Regions from separate parts of the Homo sapiens genome. Here region 2 is linked to region 1. The links are chromatin loops, found by intact Hi-C in ENCODE. Cell type or tissue: heart left ventricle. All regions are shown on one strand. Links, peaks and the distances in the headings refer to the core of each region. The heading gives the core; the rest is flanking DNA. Region 1 overlaps MAPK1 (mitogen-activated protein kinase 1). Region 2 overlaps MAPK1 (mitogen-activated protein kinase 1).

Region 1 (5,382 bases), core at 132-5,131:
TGAGCACTTGGTACCTAGTTAATGCTCTGTTATTCCTTTGAAGTAAACAGGGTTGACAAGATGTGAATCCCCCTTTGTCTCGGTCTCTATGTAAAGCAGCATGTGCAGAAGTACAAATATTTGGCTTGGTGGTCAGATGACTTTACAATGGTATGGAAGTGATACACATGCAGTAGAAACCTTACTTCCGAGTACCCACGCAACTGTTCTGTTTTTCATTTTCAGTATAGTATTTCATACATCATATGAGTTACTCAACACTTTTATTATAAAATGGGCTTTGCGTTAGATGATTTTGCCCAACTGTAGGCTAATGTAAGTGCTCTGAACATGTTTAAGGTAGGCTAAGCTAAGCTGTGATGTTTGGTAAGTTAGGTGTATTAAATGTATTTTCAGCTAGGCTGGGTGCAGGACTCATGCCTATAATCCCAGGACTTTGGGAGACCGAGGCATGAGGATTCCTTGAGCTTAGGAGTTTGAGACCAATCTAGGCAACATAGTGAGGCCTTTTCTGTACTAAAGGTACTAAAAATTAAAAAAAAAAAAAATTAGCCAGGTGTGGTGGTACGTGCCTATAGTCCCAGCTACTTGGGAGCCTGGGGCTGAGGATCGCTTGAACCTGAGTGGTCAAGGCTACAGTGAGCCGTCGTCGTGTCACCGCATTCCCGCCTGGCAACAGAGCAAGAAACTTTCCCAAAAAAAACAAGCATTTCACCTTATGAGGTTTTCCATTTATGAAGGGTTTATTGGGATGTAAGTCCATAGTAAGTCAAGGAGCATCTTTATATAGTTAGAATAGGGACAGTCAAGTGTTTCATGCATAATCCAAATCTTCAGGAGGCAACATCAAGGTAACCCGAGTTTAGGGATATTCTGCAAAATAACTGGCCTGTAAACCTCAAAATTAAGTCAAGATCATGGAACCAAGAAAACACTGAGGAATTGTTCCACACTAAAGAAGTGTGCAGAAACATGGCAACTCCATGTGGTTCATGATTCTGAATCGGCATGATTGGCAAAACTAGAATGTCTGAAAATTAGATTGTAGTCGTGTATCTGTGTTAATGATTTTATTTTTATCTTCTTTTTTTTTTAACTCTTCTTTTTTTTGGTATTTTCTTTTTTGTTTTGGTTTGTCCTTCCTTTTTTTTGTTGTTTTTTGTTTTTTGTTACAAACCCTTGTGTCGATAGCTGACTGCTCTGCTGTATACGAAACCCTGACCCAGAAACAGGTTGTCTGTGAATGGTTTAGCACAGGTCCCCCGTGAATGTGCATTGTGTGACGGGCAAAAGTGTGGCCGCCTTTCTACTGTGCCAAGTTTTCCAGCATGAGAGGCTTTCCATATCTGGTCCTCAGATATGTGGTGTGAATGAAGGGGGGACCAGCTATCCGAGGCCAACCGAGGCTCCACAGTTGGCTGCCATGTCATTTTGCCTGGGCGGGATTCTGACTTAGAGGCCTTTGGTCATAATCTGACAGGTGAGCGTTGACGATTTTGATGGTAGCATTTTGTTTGTATGGGAGAATAGTCTAGTTTTGTTTGTTGGAAATAGTCACTAAAGTATTGGGGGATAATGAGAAAGAAATACTGGCAAACTTACTCTCACATGCTTCAGAGACTAAAAGTTTGATAAGCTAGATATAGAACTTTTCCTATGGTTTGAGATATAGTTCCTTTTCTCTAAAGAGTTGTCGGTGAGTCCCTTTCAGAAACGTACTTGAGTGAGGATGTGTTGAAATTTGTGGGAAGCTGTGAAAGGCAGCTTTTAGCCTACCAAAAGAGGACTGGCCTGGAAGGCAAGAGACCTGAGTCTTGGTCCCTGCTTCTGATGACATGTCACATGGGCATGTGCTCGTCACTCTGCTTCTGCAAGTTTTTGTGTTTCTCATCTGTGGAGTTAAGGGATTGGGATGGTCTCTAGGGTCTCGTACAGCTCTAATATTGTCACCGCCCTCAGGAACATTACATGAAATTAGCATATATGCAATATATTAAGATTCATGTGTGGATTGTTTCCCAGTTACTAGCGCTGTCTTTAATGTAATTTACCTCAGAAATCTCTGGATAATCATTATTGAGATATAATGAAATAGGGAAAAACTTGAGGTTAAAAACTAGTAAATTGATTTACTTCAACATTAAAAGCCCACAATTAAACCCTTGAGGAAAATGACTATTTTTATTTTTTATTTTTTGCTCTGCAAGTAAGGTTGGAACTTCGTAATACTGTATGACAGTAGTCGTTTACCTCACGAATTAGATTATTCATGTGTGTTTGACTGAAGAGAGTTTTTACCTAGTGACTGGAATGAATGTTAATGCTGCTATTTTGGCATTGGAAAAAAAAGGTGTAATGAAAAATGTCAAGTTTGAGAGAGAGAGAAATACTTAAATAGAACTGATTTAAAAGCAATTCTGAAAAAGAAAGAACTTGGCACAATCTTTCTATGAAAGCAAAGACTTTACTGCACAGCTAAAGAAAATGAAGCAAAAACAATACATTGCCCCAATTAATGTTTGAATTCACTGAACACAAGGTAGGCTAGCAAAGTAGAGAGTAATATCTTTGCCTCACCTTGGCCACAAGGATTTATTTTGTCAGTAACCAAGTTTAGTGTACTGCTATTTAGCTTTTTCACTACAGATGTGAAAATGTTTCTTTTTGGGGTTTGTTTGAAATTTTCTTTCCCTTTTCAATTTAGCAGTGCTGAACCTATCCTCAAATAAATTTACATTTTTCCCATTAAATCAACTTTGTTTCTGTTCCATGGTTGAAGCAAATACTTTATAAAGAAAAAAATCAGTGTAGACCTTTCACAAGTTAATTATTACTGCAGGGCTATATAGGCAAATAAAAATATTAGATGTTATGTTTTAGACCAGTGAAAAAACAGTTGGTAGTGATGCTAGATTAAGACTTGCCAGAATGTTCATCCCCTTAGTGAGCCATTCTGCTTATGATAACATTTTGTAATGTTTTCAGGCATTCTTTTGGGACAGCCCTGATCACTTATCATTCAAAGGGATGATAAAAGTGACAATCTTTAGACGTGTTGTAAATTCTTTCTTTCTTTCGTCCAAAGGGAGCTAGAAAGAAAAGACATTTGTGATTATCTGTCCACTTGAACACAACTGCTAGAAAGAGCTATTTAATTATTGCCAACAAGGCAGTGTGAGAGTTTATAGTAACATTAGGAGTGTTTCCAGTTATCCCAGCAGGATTCAGCATTCAAGAACTGGTAAATTTTGGCCAGACGCGGTGGCTCACACCTGTAATCCCAGCACTTTGGGAGGCCGAGGCAGGCGGATCACCTGAGGTCAGGAGTTCGAGACCAGCCTGACCAACATGGAGAAACCCCGTCTCTACAAAAAATACAAAATTAGCTGGGTGTGGTGGCACATGCCTGTAATCCCAGCTACTCGGGAGGCCGAGGCAGGAGAGTCGCTTGAACCTGGGAGGCGGAGCTTGTGGCGAGCCGAGATTGTGCGCCATTACACTCCAGCCTGAGCAACAAGAGTGAAACTCTATCTCAAAAAAAAAAATCTGGTAAATGTTTGTCTGGCATCATAGAATTTAATGCTTACCTCTAAAAATGTAAATTGGAAAATATTTTAGCCTTATGTGGTGTGTGATGTTAGCAGGGAAGTCTCTAATGTTTTCACATGAAGTCAGATGCTGGCTTTGGACCGAGGTGTATTTTGTTTACTTAAGGCAGTATCCATCATTTCCTATTTTAGTTTTTTGTTTCTTTTTGTTTGTTTGTTTTTTGAGATGGAGTCTTGCTCTGTCTCTCAGGCTGGAGTGCAGTGGTGCCATCTCAGCTCACTGCAACCTCCACCTCCTGGTTTCAAGCAATTCTCCTGCCTCAGCCTCCCAAGTAGCTGGGACTACAAGCGCGTATTGCCACCCCCAGGTAATTTTTTGTATTTTAGTAGAGACAGGGTTTCACCCTGTTGCCCATGCTGGTCGTGAACTCCTGAGCTCAGGCAATCCACCCGCCTTGGCCTCCCAAAGTGCTGGGATTACAGGCATGAGCCACCGCACCCAGCTGTCAGATGTCTTTACTGCCTCCGTGAAGATGATATGATTTCATCACATTTAACATTGTTAATGTGAAGATCATGTCAATAGATTTCCTTATATGGAATCTCTCATACCTGGAATAAACTGTGCTTGTTTATTTGTATTCCTTTTTATAATGTGCCATTGGATTCTGTTTGCTAATATTCAGAGATTTTGTGTTGATATTCGTAAGTAGTATTCAACTGTAGTATCTTTTGTGCAGTCTTTGTCAGGTTGGGGTTACCATTACACTTGCTTCATAAAATGAGTGTGGAAGTTTTCTTTCCTTTTCTGTGTTCTGAAATAGCATTAAGACTACTTTGTCTTTTTTTTTTTTTTTTTGACACAGAGTCTTGCTCTGTCACCCAGGCTGGAATGCAGTGGCATGATCTCGGCTGACTGCAACCTCTTCCTCCCAGGTTCAAGTGATTCTCCTGCCTCAGCCTCCCAAGAAGTTGGGACTACAGGTGCACACCACCACGTGTAACTAATTTTTATATTTTTAGTAGAGATGGGGTTTCACTATGTTGGCCAGACTGGTCTCAAACTCCTGACCTCAGGTGATCTACCCACCTCGGCCTCCCAAAGTGCTGGGATTACAGGCGCCAGCCACCAGTCTACCTTATCTTAAAATGGTATAATTTTCCTTTGAAACTATTTGCCTGGTATTTTTTTGGTTTTCTTAGACTGGTTTCTGCTTGGTTTCTACCACCACTCTTAATCCCCTCCAGTTGTTCTCTGCAACCACCACCATGACTGCCATTTCCTTGAGCACTTATTATCCATTAAGCACCTTTATGTGTGGTAATTAATGACTGTTATGTGTTTTGTTGTTTTGATACAAAGTCTCACTGTCGCCCAGGCTGGACTGCAGTGGCGCTGTCACTTGAATCCAACCTCCACCTCCCGGGTTCAAGCAGTTCTCCAGCCTCAGCCTCCCAAGTAGCTGGGATTACAGGTGTGCGCTACCACATCTGGCTAATTTTTGTATTTTTAGTAGAGACAGGGTTTCATCACCTTGGCCAGGGTGGTCTCTAACTCCTGACCTCAAGTGATCCACCCACCTCTACCTCCCAAAATCCTGGGATTATAGGTGTGAGCCACTGAGCCCAGCCTGTTATGTATTTTTGTCTTTTGTTTTCTTTGAGACAGGGTGTCACTCTCTCACTCAGGCTTGAGTGCAGTGGCATGATCACGGCTCGATGTGTTTATTCTTGTTTTTTTCTTGTTTTTCTGTTGTTTTTTTTTTTGTTTTTTTGAGATGAAGTTTTGCTCTTGTTGCCCAGGCTGGAGTGCAATGGTGCAATCTTGACTCAC
Region 2 (5,382 bases), core at 181-5,180, 50 kb after region 1:
TCATTGGAATCAATGACATTATTCGAGCACCAACCATCGAGCAAATGAAAGATGTGTATCCTTTTTAGGCAACTGGCCAATTCCACTGCTTGGTAACCTTGTTGAGTAAATAGAACTTGAAATTTCCTGAACTTAAAGGAAAAGTGCATTAAACATGCTAAAGGGAAAATCGTAATCTGTTTGCTATTTACTCCCTAAGTCTAGTCATGGAAAATCTTGGTTAACTCTGTTTGCAGTCATGTTTCTTCTGTCCAAGGGATGGTTTGTTGTGATGATGAAAAGGTAAAGGGAAGATCAGTAGTAGACTAAGAAAGAGGGTGCCCTGGCTATCTACCTGGTGAAATCAGGACTGTCCTGATCTTAAGAGTCAGGTTACCACTTTAGGTCTCAGTTTCCCCACCTTTAAAATGAAGGAACTGGTCGTCATGATCTTTAAGGTCAACTGAGGTCTGAAATTATGTGATTAACTCTGACCAACATTTAGAAATCTGGACTGAACAGATCTAGAGGATGCTGCCTGGGTAAAGGCTCCATTTGAAAGATAGAGAGGTTAAGTATACTGAAGAGGATCTGCCAGAAGGGAAAGGGTTATACAGCACTCCTACCAGTTTACCCAATTTGTATTCCGCCCCTCCAGGGTGCGGGAGCTCGCTGTTTCTAGGCAGCCCTTTCCATTTTTAAACAGCTCTGTTAATAAGTTGTAGTGATATTTGAAGTGAAATGCCTCCTGCCACTACCACCTGTTGGTCCTGCTTTACTTTTTGCCATGAAAATAAGCCTCTCTCAGATGACAGATTTTTAAATCATGTTTCCTTTGAATCCCATGCTGCGCCTCCTATAGCATAAATCTGTAAGAAACAGAGACTAGTGTTTACACAGAAGTGAGTAAAAGAAATGTAGAAATACTGCTAATGAAATAATACTATGATGAAGTTAAAGGCTAAATGCTTTAATAATTTAATTTCTGTGAGAAAGAAAGTAGCCATAGCTAAACTTTTAGGTAGTTAAGTACGTGACCAGGCAAGAAAGCATGAGGAGGAAAACTAGCACAAACCCCTTCTTAGAACGACTTGCCCATAGTCTTACTTATTTAAGATCTTAACAGTAATGGAAGAGTCAAGAAAATAGACTTAGGGTTGGATTTACTAGTAAGAGTATGTTTCTAGACCTGTATTTCTGGAAGTTTTATGTTTGGCTTTTGAGGAGCTTGGGAGAGGAGGGGAGCGGCAACAAGAAGTAAAAAGAATAGTGACATTACAGGTTACTGGACCAAACAGAGGAGGGAGTATCTGCTACTTACAGGCTAACAGTGTTTCCAGCAAACCTTGGAGGGGGTTCGTTGATGGTGGACAATTTAGAGAGCAAAGAGGTTGAGACTTCAAGATTGACCAGAATTTCCCTAACAGCCTGTTTCAGATCTCAGTCTAGGCCCATAGCCGCATCAGTCAGATGTAATGCTGGAATGCCTGCCATCTCACAGGACCTAAAAGGAGTTAACGACTTCAGATTCTTTCCATGAAGGAAACCAAGTTTTCCTCAGTTTCTTCTTTCCTTTAAGGGCTTCATGGTGTAATGATGGACTGTTTGGGAAGAGAGTCAAGAGAGGATGCATTTTTGTTTTCAATGCTTTGCTAAATGTGACCAGCTAATTGGTGTTTTACCTTAACCTGTGCAAACAGATATATAGTACAGGACCTCATGGAAACAGATCTTTACAAGCTCTTGAAGACACAACACCTCAGCAATGACCATATCTGCTATTTTCTCTACCAGATCCTCAGAGGGTTAAAATATATCCATTCAGCTAACGTTCTGCACCGTGACCTCAAGCCTTCCAACCTGCTGCTCAACACCACCTGTGATCTCAAGGTCAGCCAGGTTATTTACTATTAAGGTGATATATATTGAAAAACCCTTTCACTGAAGCATAGTTATATTTGTCATTATTCATATTTTAAATTACACCAGAAATACCCAAAAACATGTTTATGGCAAAAATGCTAATAAAGTGTGGTAGTCCTCTTCTTCTTCCTTATCCCATTGCTCCTTTCTCCCCAGAGATACCTTTTTTTTTTTTTTCTTAAAGACAGAGTCTTAGTATGTTGCCCAGGCCGGTCTGGAACTCCTGGGCTCAAGCAGTCCTCCTTTCTTGGCCTCCCAAAGTGCTGGGATTATGTATGTGGGCCACAGCACCAGGCCGTGATAACTAACTACTATAACAAATTGGTGGCCAGTTGCGGTGGCTCACGCCTGTAATCCTAGCACCTTGGGAGGCCAAGGTGGGCCTTATCACCTGAGGTCAGGAGTTCAAGACCAGCCTGGCCAACATGGCGAAACCCCATCTCTACTAAAAATACAAAAATCAGCCGGGCGTGGTGGCATGCGCCTGTAATCCCAGCTACATGGGAGCTGAGGTAGGAGAACCGCTTGAACCTGGGAGGCGGAGGTTGCAGTGAGCCGAGATCACACCACTGCACGCCAGCCTGGGTGACAAAGCAAAACTCTGTCCTAAAAAACAAAGTGTATTTTCTCCCAAAGTATTTTCTATGCTCTTGCATACATGTGTATTTTTATACTTTATATAGATAAACAGGATCACGTACATTATGTGTTAGTTTTTTTGTTCGTTTGTTTGTTTTTTGAGATGGAGTCTCGCTCTGTCACCCAGGCTGGAGTGCAGTGGCGCGATCTCAGCTCACTGCAAGCTCTGCTTCCCAGGTTCCCGCCATTCTCCTGCCTCAGCCTCCCGAGTAGCTGGGACTACAGGCACCTGCCACCACGCCTGGCTAATTTTTCTTTGTTTTTGTATTTTTGTAGAGATGGGGTTTCACCGTGTTAGCCAGGATGGTCTCAATCTCCTGACCTTGTGATCCGCCCACCTTGGCCTCCCAAAGTGCTGGTATTACAGGCGTGAGCCACCGCGCCTGGCCTTATGTGTTAGTTTTAAAATCATGTTTTGTTGGTGACATTTTTCTTCAATAAATTTTATTCAAAAGATAGCAGCAGAAAACTTAACGTCACTGACTTTAATACCTAATAAGGCATTCCAACTAAATAAGAAAACCCCAAATTCTTTACAGTCCTCAGAGTTCTGAAAATATGCAGCATTTACATATTTCTGTTTTAATGGGTGTTACAGGTAAACGAGGGAAATTTATGGATATCTTAGATGTGACGGAGCGATGTCGATTCAGTCTAAAAAAATGCACAGGAATTCAAGAAGACCTAAATAAATGGGAAGGCATCCCATGTCTGTGGATCATAAGACTTAATACTGTTAAGATGGCAGTATTCTCCAAATTGATTTGCAGATTTAGTGCAATCCCTATCAAAGCCCCCAGTTGTTTTTTTCTGTAGAAATTGACAGGCTGATCCCAAAATTCATATGGAAATTCATATGGAGAACTGATACACTTCCTGATTTCAAAACTTACTGCAAAACACAGTAATCAAGACAGTGTGCTACTGGCATAAGAATAGACATATAGGTCAGTGGAATAGAAGTGAGAGTCAGTAAATAAACCCGTGTATCTATGGTCAACTGATTTTTGGCAAGGATGCCAGGACCATTCACTGGGGAAAGAATAGTCTTTTCAGCAAATGAATCTGGGACAACTGAATAGCCACATACAAAAAGATGAAAAAATTAACTCAAAATGGCTGGGTGCAGTGGTTCGCGCCTGTAATCCCAGCACTTTGGGAGGCCAAGGCCTGTGGATTGCCTGAGCTCCGGAGCAAGACCAGCCTGGGCAACATGGCAAAACCCCATCTCTACCGAAAATACAAAAAAATTAATCTGGGCGTGGTGGCATGTGCCTGTGGTCCCAGCTACTCAGGAGGCTGAGTGGGAGGACTGCTTGAGCCTGGGAGGTGGAAATTGCAGTGAGCAGAGATTGCACCACTGCACTCCATCTGGGGTGACAGAGTGAGACCTTGTCTCAAAAGGAAAAAAAAATTCAAAATGGATTGAAGAACTCAATTAAAAGCTAAAACTTTAATACTCTTAGAAAACATAGAAGTAAATCTTTGCAATCTTATGTTAGGCAAAGCTTCTTAGACATGACACCAAAAGCACAAGCAACAAAAGAAAAAAGTAAGTGGATTCCATCAAGATTAGAAACTTGTGCTACAAAGCAAACCATCAAAAAAGTGAAAAGGCAAGCCACAGAATGAGAGAAGGTATTTGCAAATCATACATCTGATAAGGGACTTAAAACTAGAATATATGAAGAACTCTTATAACTCAATAATGAAAAGATAAATAGCCTAGTTTAAAAAATGGACAAAGGATCTGAATAGACATTTCTCTAAAGAAGATATACAGATGGCAATAAGCACATGGAATGATAGATGCTTGACATCATTAGTCAGTAGAAAAATGCAAATCAAAATTACATTGAAACAACTTCATGCTAACTAGGATGGCTGTAGTTAAAAAGTCAGATAATAAGTGTTGGTGAGGATTCCACTCCTTAGTGAAAATGAAAACATGCATCTATACAAAAACTTGAACACAAATCTTCATAGTGGTATTGTTCACTATAGCCAGTAAGTAGAAACAATCCAAATGTCCAGCTGATGATGAATAAATACAGTGTGGTGGATCCACACAGTAGAAGAGAAAGGAGTGAAGTACTGATAATGCTACAACATGGATGAATCTTGGAAACATGTCTGTGAAGGAAGGCAGCCACAGAAGACACATATTGTATGATTCTGTTTACGTGAAATGTCTAGAATAGGCAAATCCATAGAGACAAAAATTAGAATTAGTGGATTACTGATTGCCTAGGGCTAGAGGAGTTGGGAGAATAAAGAAGGAAGGAATACTAACTCACTGGAATTTCTTTTTGAGGTTATAAAAATATTTTCAAATTGGATGGTGGTAATGGTTAATTTCCACCATTATAATACTAAAACCATTGAGTTATACACTTTAAATGAGCAAATTGTATGGTGTGTGAATTATAGGTTAATAAAGCTGCTTAAGTACATATATATGTATAGCAATAATCATTTATTGGATTTCAGTTCAACAGACACTCCTATGAGAAGCCCTTTGAGATACGCCAGACAAGAGAGATGAGGGTCTGCCCTTGAAATCTGAAAACTGATAGATCAGAAATCTGGTAGACAGTAGGTGATTATAATGAGATGTTCTGTAACTGAGATGGAGAAAAAGATGGTGTACAAATGCAAAGGAGAGAGGTGGGCTAGCGCTGGCTGGGACTGGGAGGCAGCAGGAAGAAGGTGGTATCTGTGCCGGCCCTCGAGGTTGGGTAGCTTTTCTTGCGGGAGGCCAGTGGCTCTATTGGACATAGGGTATCATAGGCAGAGAGTACAGAAATAAAATAAGAAGGAAGGGACTACTACCGAAAGCAC

The links. Hi-C counts contacts between places; a loop is a spot of excess contacts. Peaks named below come from ENCODE experiments on the same cell type or tissue, not always from the same donor. Only the 100,000 strongest peaks of a DNase experiment are listed, where the experiment ranks them.
Region 2: it touches region 1 in a loop (1.9-fold over the local background); 59 of 110 quality-filtered maps call a loop at or near these places.

Annotation. Positions count from the first base shown.
Region 1 is chr22:21,852,357-21,857,738 of GRCh38, reverse strand. All of the region lies in intron 1 of MAPK1 (mitogen-activated protein kinase 1), which reads left to right. Among named protein-coding and RNA genes, the nearest start is that of MAPK1, 13 kb to the left of the region's middle. RefSeq lists an enhancer at 1,396-1,897. In heart left ventricle, for the core only: no CTCF peak of the experiment used is centred there; no DNase peak of the experiment used is centred there; H3K27ac peaks cover 728 bases.
Region 2 is chr22:21,802,337-21,807,718 of GRCh38, reverse strand. MAPK1 (mitogen-activated protein kinase 1) reads left to right here. Exons shown (of 9, transcript NM_002745.5): 2 at 1-55; 3 at 1,680-1,869. Among named protein-coding and RNA genes, the nearest start is that of MAPK1, 63 kb to the left of the region's middle. In heart left ventricle, for the core only: no CTCF peak of the experiment used is centred there; no DNase peak of the experiment used is centred there.